3 separate regions of the Homo sapiens genome follow, and regions 1 and 3 are each linked to region 2. Evidence: read pairs that join two places in POLR2A ChIA-PET (ENCODE). Cell type or tissue: A673. All regions are shown on one strand.

What was found. ChIA-PET counts read pairs that join two places held together with the same protein. Peaks named below come from ENCODE experiments on the same cell type or tissue, not always from the same donor. Only the 100,000 strongest peaks of a DNase experiment are listed, where the experiment ranks them.
Region 1: POLR2A ChIA-PET joins it to region 2 with 13 read pairs; 3 of 35 experiments call an interaction of 5 or more read pairs at or near these places.
Region 3: POLR2A ChIA-PET joins it to region 2 with 11 read pairs; 14 of 35 experiments call an interaction of 5 or more read pairs at or near these places.

What each region holds. Positions count from the first base shown.
Region 1 is chr16:1,981,903-1,985,902 of GRCh38, reverse strand. It overlaps TBL3 (transducin beta like 3), which reads right to left. Exons shown (of 22, transcript NM_006453.3): 22 at 2,974-4,000. GFER (growth factor, augmenter of liver regeneration) reads right to left here and starts at 1,710. Exons shown (of 3, transcript NM_005262.3): 1 at 1,427-1,710; 2 at 960-1,156; 3 at 1-37. The coding sequence starts at 1,684. RefSeq lists silencers at 1,419-1,958, 2,979-3,171. In A673, CTCF peaks have their summits at 2,087 and 2,314; DNase peaks (open chromatin) are centred at 1,842 and 2,282; H3K4me3 peaks cover 2,102 bases; H3K27ac peaks cover 1,840 bases.
Region 2 is chr16:2,465,913-2,469,912 of GRCh38, reverse strand. It overlaps TEDC2-AS1 (TEDC2 antisense RNA 1), which reads left to right and starts at 1,700. Exons shown (of 1, transcript NR_135198.1): 1 at 1,700-4,000. RefSeq lists enhancers at 412-491, 652-791, 751-1,294 and silencers at 1,742-1,791, 1,802-2,141, 2,202-2,251. In A673, no CTCF peak of the experiment used is centred here; DNase peaks (open chromatin) are centred at 892, 1,322 and 2,202; H3K4me3 peaks cover 1,494 bases; H3K27ac peaks cover 3,448 bases.
Region 3 is chr16:2,166,522-2,170,521 of GRCh38, reverse strand. It overlaps TRAF7 (TNF receptor associated factor 7), which reads right to left. Exons shown (of 21, transcript NM_032271.3): 4 at 2,354-2,445. Among named protein-coding and RNA genes, the nearest start is that of TRAF7, 13 kb to the right of the region's middle. In A673, no CTCF peak of the experiment used is centred here; no DNase peak of the experiment used is centred here; H3K27ac peaks cover 731 bases.

The DNA.
Region 1 (4,000 bases), 480 kb after region 2:
TGCCCGGGTGCGGGTGTCTGGGTGGTTCCTGCACAGCCTGTGTAGGGAGAGCAGGTAAAGAATGAGAGGACGCAGCGGCTCCACTGCCCCTGCCAGTTCCCTGTCTGCTGTCAAGGAAGGAGAGCTGGGGCACTGCTGTGAACTACACCTGGGAGTGCCCTTATGCTCCAAGGTACAGGCACTCCCAGAACAGGGCTGACCCTGCAGCTCCCCGGGTGTGATGAACTCCCAGGGCTGCGCAAACACCCACCTGGACAGCTTGGCAAACTCCAACGAGGCCTCAAGGCAACACATTACAGCACAGACCTGGCAATTTTATAAGCTCCTAACACCCAGGAAGCGGCATCCAGTGTCCCTGGCCTCAGGCAGAGTGTGGCCTGGGTGGGGCTGGGCACAGCCTTGTAACTGAAAACTGGACTTGTTTCTTAGCATCTGAGGGCAGGCCCTGGTGCGTCAGTTCAGCAAGAGACTTCATTCTAACTGACCAGCCTTATAGCAACAATGGCGGCTCTACCCTATACATCTGGCCTAGAAACACCTGCAAGGGCCAGTGCTGGCTCTTGGATCCCTCAGTGAGGAAGAGATGGCTCTTGGGAGCAAAAGCAGTGGATTTCCAAGATTTTAAAACCAGAAGTCCTACTCTAGAAGTCAGGCAAAGTGGAGTCTTCCCTAACTTGCGGGAAACCGCCTTCAGTGCCAGACAAGGCAGGGAATCCCTTCCTGGAAGCCCTGTGGCTGTGGCAGGAGCAGTACCCAGCAGCAGATCCCGACAGCTTGGCTTCTGAGACGAGAGGAGGAGGCTCAGATAGCCCCAGTCCTCACCTGTTGGAGGTCCCTGCTCCTCAGCAAACTTCTGCCACCTCTGCATCCGTTTCTCTACGTTCCCCGCTATAACGTCAGCCAGGAGCCCCAGGCCCAGGCTCCAGTGCAAAGCTCTGCTGCGTGCAAACACATCTTACCTTTTTCTTAGGTCTTCAGCACACTCCTCACAGGGGTAAAACTTAGAAAATAAATGTATGAACTGGGCCATGTCTTGCTGCTGTTCTGGGGTGGGCAGGTCGGGGTAGTAGGCGGCCAGGGTGTGGAGGACAGCCCAGCTGTGGCGGCCCAGTTCCTCGCGATCCGGCGGGCAGTCCTCCCTAAACTTGGTGTCCCGCTGCGGAAGCAGGCCGACCGAGAGTGAGTTCATTCTCCGAACAAAGGCGCCCAAAGCTCCCCACTGTACGGCCCAGCCGGTGGCCCACTGGACTCCGGCCAAAGTCCTGCAGACGATCCAACCCACGCGCGGATGAAGGCTGTAAGGCCGGGCCTACCCGGGGGGCAAGGTTCAGGGACAGGCAACCCTGGGAAGCTCTGCCGGGGTACCTGGGCGGGGGCGGGGACAGGGGCTGCGCGGGGCTGGGAGAAATCGGGCAGGGAACTGCACCTTCTGCTGCGTCCGCATCCACGTCTTGAAGTCGACGCAGGCCCGGCACGGCCGCCTCCGGGAGGCGTCCTCGGCGACAGGAGAATCGGAGGTCGGCGCCTGGGCTGGCGTCGAGGCCGAGGCGGCCGCGTCTCTCCGCCCCGCGCCCCGGCCCCGCGCGTCGGTCGCCAGGTCGTCCATCATCTCGGAGCGCGCGCCCCCCGGCAGGAAGAAGAGGTTCCCGCCGTGGAAGCGGCCCCGCTCGCCGGGCGCCGCCATGTTGCCCGCGCAAGGCCTGCCGGGTCAGCTCGGCCTCCAGATGAGCCTCCAGGTCAGCCTCCAGGCCAGCGCGCGGCCACAGGAGCCGGAGGCGCGCGCCGTGCTCGCGGGGGCCGGGCCCGAGCCGGGGCTGGGGGCAGAGTCGGGGGCGGTGCCTGCTTGCGGGCCCGTGTGGAGGCGGAGCCAGAGGCCGCGGCGCTGGCCGGGCCCGAGGACAGGGGCGGGGACGGAGCAGGAGGGTCGGACCCTGCTGGCGCCCTCAGGCGTCGATCCGCGGCGCACGCAGGGGTTGCGCCGTCCGTGGCGGCCGTCCCGCTTTCTCCAGTAAAAGAGCAGTGTGTGGCGCAAGGTGCGCCTCGGCCGCGCTGTGGACCCGAGCTGACACCCAGGCAAAGTCCGTGTTGCGGCCCGCGACGTCCCCATCGCTCCGTTCTGAGTGTCCTGCGTGCCTGCGGCCAGGCTTTGTGCCCTCCGCTGAGGGGCGCGTCCACCCGCTGGCTGCCAAGCGCTCTCTCAACGCGGGCCGGGCGTGACCGCACAGATTGCGGCGCGCGCTAGGGTCCTGGGCTCTTGTCCCCTCCCTGGCGCCATGGCAACGGGCGTCTGGCAACGCAGGGCGCGGCGCGGCCGCAGAGGGTTGGCGCGTGCCTTGGGCTCCCTGGCGCCCCTCGCCGGCTGTCGCGGATCCTAGAGCCTGGGATGAGGGGTCGGGCTCCCGGTTGGAGCGGCCTCTGGGATTCCTGTGCCTCCTTGCGTTCATTTATCCATTCCGCTATTATTTGCGCAGTGACCGCTCTGTTCCAAGCGCTGTTCCAAGTGCTGGGCAGAGCAGGGAACACAATTCTGTTCCCTGACCTTCTCTGTTCATAATCCAGTGGTCAAGACAGGAAAAAAAAACAAGGACTCACACTCATAAATGTTCACGTACAAACTGGTGGGTCCATGCAAGGGTGTAGTAAATCTGGAAGGCCTCCTTGAGGAGGTGACCCTTTCTGAAGGATGAGGAATCAGCTGAGGAGCGCCTTCGAGACCAAGCCCAAGGTGGCAGGGTCTTGGCATTTTGCAGGAACAAAAACGCCAGTGGGACGCTAGGGAGGGTTGTAAGGTGGGAGGGGAGATCCAGGGACGGACAGGGGCCCACCAAAGACTTGGTCGGCAGCTTCGGGGATTGGGAATTTATTATAACGGTAGGAGGGAAGATGCTAGACAGTTTTGGGCAAGGTTACCCAATCTGATCCCATTTCAGTTTGCTGCAGATTCCGCTGGCTATCATATGGGGAGTGGATTTCTTTTTTTTTTTTGAGACAGGGTCTTGTTCCGTTACCCAGGGTGGAGTGCAGTGGCGCGATCTTGTTCACTGCAGCCGCGACTGCTTAGGCTCAAGTGATCTCCCACCTCAGCCTCCCAAGTAGACTACAGGCACACGCCACCACGCCCAGCTAATTTTTGTATTTTTGGGGGGCACAGATGGAGGTCTCAACATGTTGCCCAGACTGGTCTCGAACTCCTGAGCTCAAGCAATCCCCCTGCCTCGGCCTCCCAAAGTACTTGGATTACAGGTGAGGCACTGTGTCTGTCCTTGGAGTGGATTTTGTAGGGGCAAGTGAGGAGCATACAGATGGAGGGTGGGGTGTACTATTCAGGCAAGAAAAGAGGGTAGGGGAGGAAAAAGTGGAAACCATGCAGGGCTGATGGGGTGTGGGGCAGGAGCTGTCAGCTGGGGTAGGCAGGTGGCCTCAGAATCCCTCTAGGCCTCTGCTTGTGAATAAATCCTCCCCAGCTTCTCCTGTCTTCCAGGGGAGCAAGGTCTCCCCTGGGTTCACACGCTGGACCCCACCAGGTCAGCTGGGCCCTCAGCTGAGACAGGGAGAAGGTGACAGCTGGCTGGGGGAACCCTGCAAATCAGCCCTATGTGAGCAGGTGTTCATTGCCCATGCCAAGACCAGGGACAGCTTGAGGGCATGAGAGAGAGTGCTGGTGGGACAGACACACAAAGGCCCTTTGTTGCAGCCAGGGCAGCTTCCTGGAGGGATGCCTTAGAGGCTGACTGCTCCCTGAAGGGGCTGGAGTAGGTGCATCCCAACACAGAACTGGTGGCCCCAGCACGAGGAAAAACCACTGTGTGCCAGGGTTGAATGTGGCTTCCGAAGCCCGAACTATAAGGAAGCAGCCAGAGAGGTGGGGCACCTGGGCGAGCCTCTGCCCAGGCCATGTTTGCAGTAAGTCATGGCAAATCGTGAATTGAGAGGTGGTTCTCAAAACAGCCCTAGTGACCACTTCCCTGACCACCACCCCCACCCACCAAATGCCAGTGAC
Region 2 (4,000 bases):
GAGCAGGAGGGCCTGACCATGGAGGGGAGGAACGGGAAGACAGGGTGATAGGGCACCTGGCTTGGCTCCTGGAGCAACTGACACTGGCTGGTGGGCACCTTCTCCTTGCCACACATCTGCATGTGACAGCCACAGATGCACAGGGATGGGGGCACCGGAGGACTGAACAGAGAGGGCTAAGGGGCTCTCTCTCTGCCACAGGGCCCCTGCCCCTCAGCTTCCTGATAAAGAGAATGGGAATTGTGTCCTTTACAAGTTGAGGGACCTCAACCTGACGGGGCTCACGCTCCGCTCTGTGGGTCAAGCTTAGAACCTGAAACGTCCCAACCACCCTCTTCAAGGTCCTTCTGGCTCCCAACCCCCACCCCCCGACACCCCACCCTAAGGGTGGGAGGAACCCTGGGGGGACTATGGGGGCTGAGATCATCATTCTGGGACAGTGGAGAGAAAAGCCCAGGCCTGACAGAGGGGTCCCACTGGCCAGAGACAAGCCTCTGGGGAAACCCAAGCTGTCTCTGGACGTCAGGGCCACTGCCAGACTGGCTGCCAGCCAGGCTGCAAGAGGGACAGTGGCCAGCAGCCTCTTCCACCCTCATCAGAGGGGCTGGCTTTGTCTCCAGCTCAGCTTCCCTGTGAGCCAGGACTGGGGTCTGCAGAACGTCTGGTGGCTTCTGGGGTGGGGGAAAGTAGGTGCCTGGGGCTCAGCCCTGCCCCAATTGTTCATCTGGGTCAGCAGCAGCGGCGGGAGGCCGTGGGCCCAGAGGGCCATTGTACCGCCAGCTCCCCAGGGAGGAGGCCGCTGGTCACAGGGCCTCTCCCCAGGAACAGTCCTCTGCACACGCTACTCTGCCCCCACCCCCAGCCCTCACAGATGGTGTTTGGGAGTTAGGAAGGGCCTCCCCACAGCGCCCAAGCGGGACTTATTGCTCCCCAGGGACCCAGCCACCTGTCCCAGCCCCTGGCTGGGGCCTCTCCCACCTCCCACCTCTCCACTGGCCCTGCCCCCTCCTGGCACCTTCTGCAACAAAGAAGCTCCGCCTCCCCTCCCCCCACCTGCAACTCAGGCCGCAGTGCTTCGCCTCCCCCTCCCCACCCCACCCCTCACCCCTAGAGTGGCAGCTCCAGCTTTGGGGCACAGGCTGGGGAGAGGGCATAGATGGGCTGGACAGTCCTAGGCGGCAGGGAGCTGAGAGTCTTTCCTGTAAGATGCCCGTTGATCCAATAATTCCCTGCCCAGCCCAGAACCTGCTGTCTCCCCCCAGACGCCTGCAAGCCACCACATGTTCACCTATTGCACATTTATCGAGCGCCTATTATGCCTCGGGGGGTTTCCAACCGAGCTCCGAAGGCAGACAGCCCAGGAGCAGACACAGCGCCGGCTCCCAACGGCGGGTGGTGTGGCCGAGCCCGCGTCGCGCTGCCCTGCACCCAGCACCCTCGCGCCGGGTCGATCCCCCAGCCTCGCAGACCGCTGCCCAGCCAGGCCGCTCTGCGGTCGCGCCAGCTCTGCGCGCCAAGTCAAAAGCTGAAATGCGACGTTGGACGGAGGAGGGAAGAGAGGGAAAGCAGAGAGGGAGGGAGGGAAACGGCCGGTGGCCTTCTCTGCCCAAAGGGTTCCAGAAGAAACGATTTGGGGATGGGGTGTGGGGGGCGGCCTCTGCGACCACGCTTGGCACTGCGCCCGCCCGGCCGGGGCGAGGTTGGAGGGAGGGGCGGCCGGCTCGCGGTGACCTCGATGGGAGGGGGCCTCGCCCGCGGCTCAGGGCGCCCCCGGCTCCCTGCGCCCGGCCCTTCGCCTCCGCCGAGCGCGCCAGCACAGGAAGGCGGCGGTCAGAAGCCCCAGGCCCGCACTGAGCGCGGCCAGCGACGAGCCCTGGGCCAGGTCCAGGCGGGGTCCCCGCAGCGAGAAGGTGATGGCCGTGGCAGCCGCACCAGCCAGCACGGCCACGGCACCGAACGGCAGAATGCAGCGAGGCCACGAGCCCCCAGCGCCGCCGGTGGCCAAGAGCAGGGCGCGCAGGGCCCCGGGGGGTTCCGGGTGCGCCAGACCCGGCCCGGGGGGCGAGGCGGGCGCCGCTGGGGGAGGCTCGAGCGCGCTCATGCCGCCAACGCGGTGGCCGCGCTCGGTGGGTGGTGTGGACGCCCGCGCAGTCCCAGTGGCGTTCCAGGCTCGCCACGTCAGAGCCCATTGGCTCCAGAGGCGGTGACGCCAGCCGGGAGCCCGAGGAGTCAGCTGCTACCTCTGGGTTTTGGCGGGGAATCGGGGTGGGCGGGCGTTAGTCCGAGGAGGCGGCTTGTCTTTCCCGCCCTGGACTCCTGTGTTGGGGCCTCCTCAGGACCCCCACAAAGCTATCTAGGCCGCCTCCCTGCTCCAGGACACCACTGTCCTCTGGGTTGGCCCCCGGGATTGGTGGATCATTGAGTCAGTGCACATCTGGCTCCCATCAGGGCCTGGCCGGGGTAGGGGGGATAGCACCCCTGTCCTCCTGAGGCAGACATCCAGTAGGCATGGGGGATGAGCCATGAGCCAAGTCAGCCAGTGAAATAACGTCAGGTAGAGACCACCTGCTCTGGAAAGCCACGGGGGTGTACGGTCGCAGCGTGGTTGGGGGTTTCAAATGAGTCAGTGGCTCCTGCAGATAGAGGCACCTGGGCATAAGCCTGGAGGCAGCAATGGGGTTGCCGGGAGGGGCGAGGCTGGCTGATCTGCACAAGGGGTGCGACCCTGGGGCTGCTGCCAGGCTGCGGTGGCAGGGGGTGGAGCTGCCCTGTCCCTGGAGGCGCCCCCTCAATGCAACGAGGACCATGGTTTTTGGTTTCCTGTCTTGGTCTCTGTCATCTGGTCCCCAGCAGCCCTCAACTTGGGACTCTGGGTCCGAGCGTGTTTCTGGCCCGCTGGACTATAAGGCCCTTTACAAGCACGACCTACCTGCGACGCTCCATCTGGTTCTCAGAAGACCCGGCTTTCTCCAGGTGTCATCCACCTCCTGTCCTGCTGCCCTGTCCAGGGGGGGCACCTTGGTGAAGAGGCCGGTCATCTTCCCTGTCGCAGGTCCCTGCCCAGAGCAGCGCTTGGTGGAGCTCCGGCACTGTCCACACAGAGCACCTGGCCCCAGCTCCCAAAATGTCTGGGATGCCTCGGGCCCTCAGTGCAGGTTCGTTTAAAGAACACTACGAGCACTGGCCATGGCCAACACCACGGCCTCTGTGGCCAGCAGGGTTTTTTTTTTGAGACGGAGTCTTGCTCTGTCACCCAGGCTGGAGTGCAGTGGTGTGATCTCGGCTCACTGCAACCTCCACCTCCTGGGCTCAAGCGATTCTCCTGCCTCAGCCTCCCAAGTAACTGGGATGACAGATGCGCACTACCAAGCCTGGCTAATTTTTTGTATTTTTAGTAGAGACGGGGTTTCACCGTGTTAGCCAGGATGGTCTCAATCTCCTGACTTCATGATCCGTCCGCCTTGGCCTCCCAAAGTGCCGGGATTACAGGCATAAGCCCCCGTGCCTGGCCTTTAGTTTTTATATTTTGAATGGAGACAGGGTTTCAACATGTTGGCCAGGCTGGTCATGAACTCCTGACCTCAGGTGATCTGCCTGCCTCATCCTCCCAAAGTGTTGGGATTACAGGTGTGAGCCACCACGCCCAGCCTGTGGCCAGCACTTTAGATGCCACATCAAGTAATCTCTATGCCGGCCCCTGAGGTCATCACCACCATCACCCAGCATGACAGTGGGGACAAACCTGGACAACTGGGGCTGACTCCTTGAGAATCTTGCCCAGTCCCAGGGCAAGAAACAAGTCATGTTGCAAACACCTCTGTGGCTGCAGAGGGCCCAACCCTGACCCATGCTCTTTCCTGCCTTCCTGGGGAAGGGAAGGAGGCTTGGAGGAGGTGAGAGTGGAGTGGCTAAAGGGTGAAGAGGTAAAAGGCCCTTCCTGGTGGAGGCTCAGTGTGAACCGGTGACCCCACACCTGCCCCAGCACCAGCGCCAGGAGGGG
Region 3 (4,000 bases), 300 kb after region 2:
GCAGCACCCCTGGGGCCACCCCGGTCCCTGCGGGTACTCTCCTCGTCCACGGGGGCCGTGGGTGGGCGTGGGGAGCTGATGCAACCCAGGTCCCTGCCTGCCCGCCTGGGCGGCCTGGGCCGGGGTGCTGGGCTGCCCGCTCACGCCTGCCACCTCTCTTTGTGTAAATGGAGAGACTTCCTGCTATTCAATTCCATATACCCGGGCTGCTTCCTGCTTCCCGTGGGGGAATGTGGGCCGTGAGGGGGCACCTCCACCAGCCAATCCTGGACAGCCGAGGCCGTGACCGCAGGATGGAAGGGCCAGGAATGCTGGCAGGGAGCGACGGCTGGGCTCCAGGTGCCCCCCGGGCCTGGCTGCTTGTCTGGCCTTGCTGGTGGGGGACACCAGGCCCAGCTGGGAGGCTCAGAGGGAAGGCAGGGCCAGGCCCCCAGAGAACCTCGGCTGAGCTTCCCGAGGGCAGGAGTGAGGGCCACAGGTGCCTGCCTCTGGCTGAGCCACCGACAAGGGAGCCTGGGGGAGGGGCAGACACTGTCCCTTCCTCCCCTCTGGCCTGGAAACCTCCAGAAGTTTCCAAGAGCCACACTGCCCAAGGCTTCTCTCCTGGTGCTTTGACTGCAGAGGGGCCCAGCTGCTGCTCTGCCGAGCCTCTGGCCCCCTTCCCGGCAGCCTGGGTATGAAACCCACAGAGCACAGAGGCAAACCAGTCCCAAGGCCGGCGGGGGGCATTGTGTGCCATGTACCCACCTCCCTTTGGGTCCCAAGGGCCCGTCTGCATGGAAGCAGCACATGGGGAACAGAAGGGAGTCAGAGAAAGTGAGTCACAAGGCCCCACAGCAGCAGAGGGAGCCCCAGGGGCGAGAGCAGAGCAGGAGCTGGCACGGGAACCACTCTCCCGGGCCTGCCCAATACTACCCCAGAGTCTCCCACCCTCTTGGGCGTAGGGGCTGACAGCAGGCAGGCCTGGGGGACGGGGGAAGGGCAGGAGGGGGACTCCCTGTGTGGGCCTATCAGCAAACAGAGAAGGTACCCGCCTCTCTTGAAAGCCACCGTGACCCATGGGGATAGCAGGTGATTATGGGAACCACAGACATGGAGGACTCGTGGCTTCGGGTTGTGGAGACCGAGGCAGGCAGAGGCCCAGGGGACGGGGCCCAGACATACCCAACTCGCCCTCGGCCTAGCACAGCGCCCGGCACACAGGTGTGTTTGTTCAATTAATTAAAAACTTCTTTTCTGGCTGAGCAAGGTGGCTCACACTTGTAATCCCAGCACTTTGGAAGGCCAAGGAGGGGGCAGATCAGCTGAGGTCGGGAGTTCGAGACCAGCCTGACCAACATGGAGAAACCCCATCTCTACTAATTCAAAATTAGCCAGGAGTGGTGGTGCACGCCTGTAATCCCAGCTACTCGGGAGGCTGAGGCAGGAGAGTCACTTAAACCCGGGAGGCGGAGGTTGTGGTGAGCTGAGATCACACCATTGCACTCCAGCCTGGGCAGCAAGAGCAAAAGTCCGTCTCAAAAAAAAGAAAAAAGGAAAAAAGAAAAGGCCTCGGTCCCAAGAGGGCCAGCAGGGCCGCCACACCTGGTGTCCAAGCACTGGAGAGAGGCAGCTGCCAGAGAGGCCCCACACACCCCCACCCCCTGCTGGGCCAGTCCTTCATGCCCAGGGTAGAGTTGGCCTCTGTCCCCTGGGTAGGCCCAGAGCCCAGCAATGAGCGCCATTGACCAGGATGGCAGGGAACGGCCACTGAGACCCTGGCCACAGGGCTCAGGTACCAGCAGCCAGCCCCCGACTGCCCTGATCCTTTCTGCACCTCACACAGCCAGCAACAGGGAATTCTCCGGCTCCCCCAGCACTTGGCGCAGGTTCCGCAACCCCCACCCCATTGCCTCTGGTGTCCCCACAGCTTAGGTCCACACACCTTTCCCCCCGCCTCATCAGGACCCCTCCTCAAACCCTGCCTGGACCCAGCAACCCCGCTCATTCCCTACCCAGCAGCAAAGGAAGCTTTCAAAGCATGTATTTTATTGTGCTATCCTCCTGACTGAACTTTCTGTGGTTTCCACCTCCCTTAAGATGGAGCCAAATATGCCTCATCCTGGCCTGCAGGTGCCAGGCCCTCTGACCCAGCTGCCCTCACTGGCTGCCCCCTGCCACCCACAGTCCAGCCACAGGAGCCTCCTTTCTCACAGACTTGCCATGTCTGCCGAGGCCTCAGGGTATCCACAGGTGCTCTTCTTCTCCTGTGCCTCACCAGCTCACTGTCAACTCCTCCTGGGACCTGGTTCCCCCAGGAGGGAGGATGGGGGGAGGCTGAGGCTCACACGGGCTCCTGGGGGTAGGGACCTACCATGCTGTCCTCCTCGTCCCGCGGGGAGTAGGCAAGGGTGCTGGAGGAGGAGGGTGTCCTGCAGTGCTGCTTGTAGGTGCTGGTCCCGTCAGCTGCAAGGCAAGAGGGCTGGCGTCTCAGTGGGGGCTCCCTCAGCAGATGTGGGGGAGGTGGGGCCCATGCTGGATACCCGACCCTGTGGGTCCCCTGTAGCTCACAGCCCTCCCCAGGGCCAGGCAGGCAGGAAAGCATGCAGGGATGGCACGGGGGAAGCTTGGGTTCCCTCTCAAGGTCAAACCAGTGCCAGGAGCATGGACGCTGGGCTCGGTCTACATCTGGACAGTCCCAGCGCTGAGCCCGGTAGCCCCTGCCCCAGCCCTGCCTACCCCAGGCAGGGTCTTCTTTCAGGGCCTCTACAAGCTCCCCAGCACCCCAATTGAGCCAGCTGAGGCTCATGGCCAGCACGCAGCCATCACTCTGAAGGCCGCCTGGCAGCAGCTGGGGGTGCCATTTTATTTGCCTCTTGAGGCACCTCTGCCAGGTGAGTTCCCTGACAGCCTCCACTCACAGAGGGGGAAGCTGAGGTTGAGGTGTGGGCTGGGATACAGAAGGGCCAGGACCGCATCCTGGTGTCCCTGGCACAGCCAGGACCAGGAAGTGGCCCCAGCTTTGGTGGCCTCCTCTGGGGCAGGAGCTGAAGTGCCCTCCCTCCTCCTGCCCACACGTCACCCCAGCTTGGCCAGGGCCAGAGGGCAGGGCTACCGGCCGGTCAGTCCACGTGGGAGGCAGAGAGAGACACCTCCCGGACTCAGGACCAGCCCAGCTCAGATGTCACGATGAGCCCTGGGCTCGAGATTGAGGCCTCGAGAGGCTGCCGTGTGACTGGGCCTCGGTTTCCCCATCTGTCATGAGGGGCCAGGTGAGGTACCTGTGGGCGCCCTGCTGCCTGGCTCTGCCCATCCCTGCCGCCGAGGGGCCAGGCATAGCAGCCGTGCCCTGCCCCATCATGGGTACCTTCCGCCGTGTGACAGGGGCCATGGGGCTTCTAAGGGTAGATGAAAAGGCACCGTTTTTTGGGGGGTAGGATTAGAAAAAAAAAGAGGGCCCCTGGAGAGCCCCTGAGGGGATCACCAGCAGCAAAGAGGCGCTACTGTAAGCAGGTGTCCTTGGCGGCCCTATGACCCCATGGCCAGGTTTATCAGAGCAATTAAAAAGCTAATTAGCAGCCAGTGTGCTTCTACAAAGGGCAGAGTGCCAGAAAGGAGAGAGAACAAAGTCACCCCAGAACCCCACCCCGGAATGAGGGTCCCTGGCCCTGCACCTCGGGAAGAAGGCACTGCCACTTCCGCATGGTCTCCCTGAGCACGGCGCTTGCGTTCAAAGCGCAGCACTCTGGTTTTTAGGGGATAGGACTGAGAAGCAGCAGGGAAGCTTCAGGTTTCTGTCGTGTATCCCGCCCAGTGGTCTTGTGCAGGTGAAGATTTATTGGGCTTGGCTTGCTGGCTCATGCCTGTAATTCCAGCACTTTGGGAGGCCAAGGCAGGAGGATCACGTGAGCCCAGGAATTTGAGACCATCCTGGGCAACATGGTGAGACCTCATCTCTACCAAACATAAAAAAAATTAGCCAGGTGTGGTGGTGCCTGTGGTCCCAGCTACCTGGGAGGCT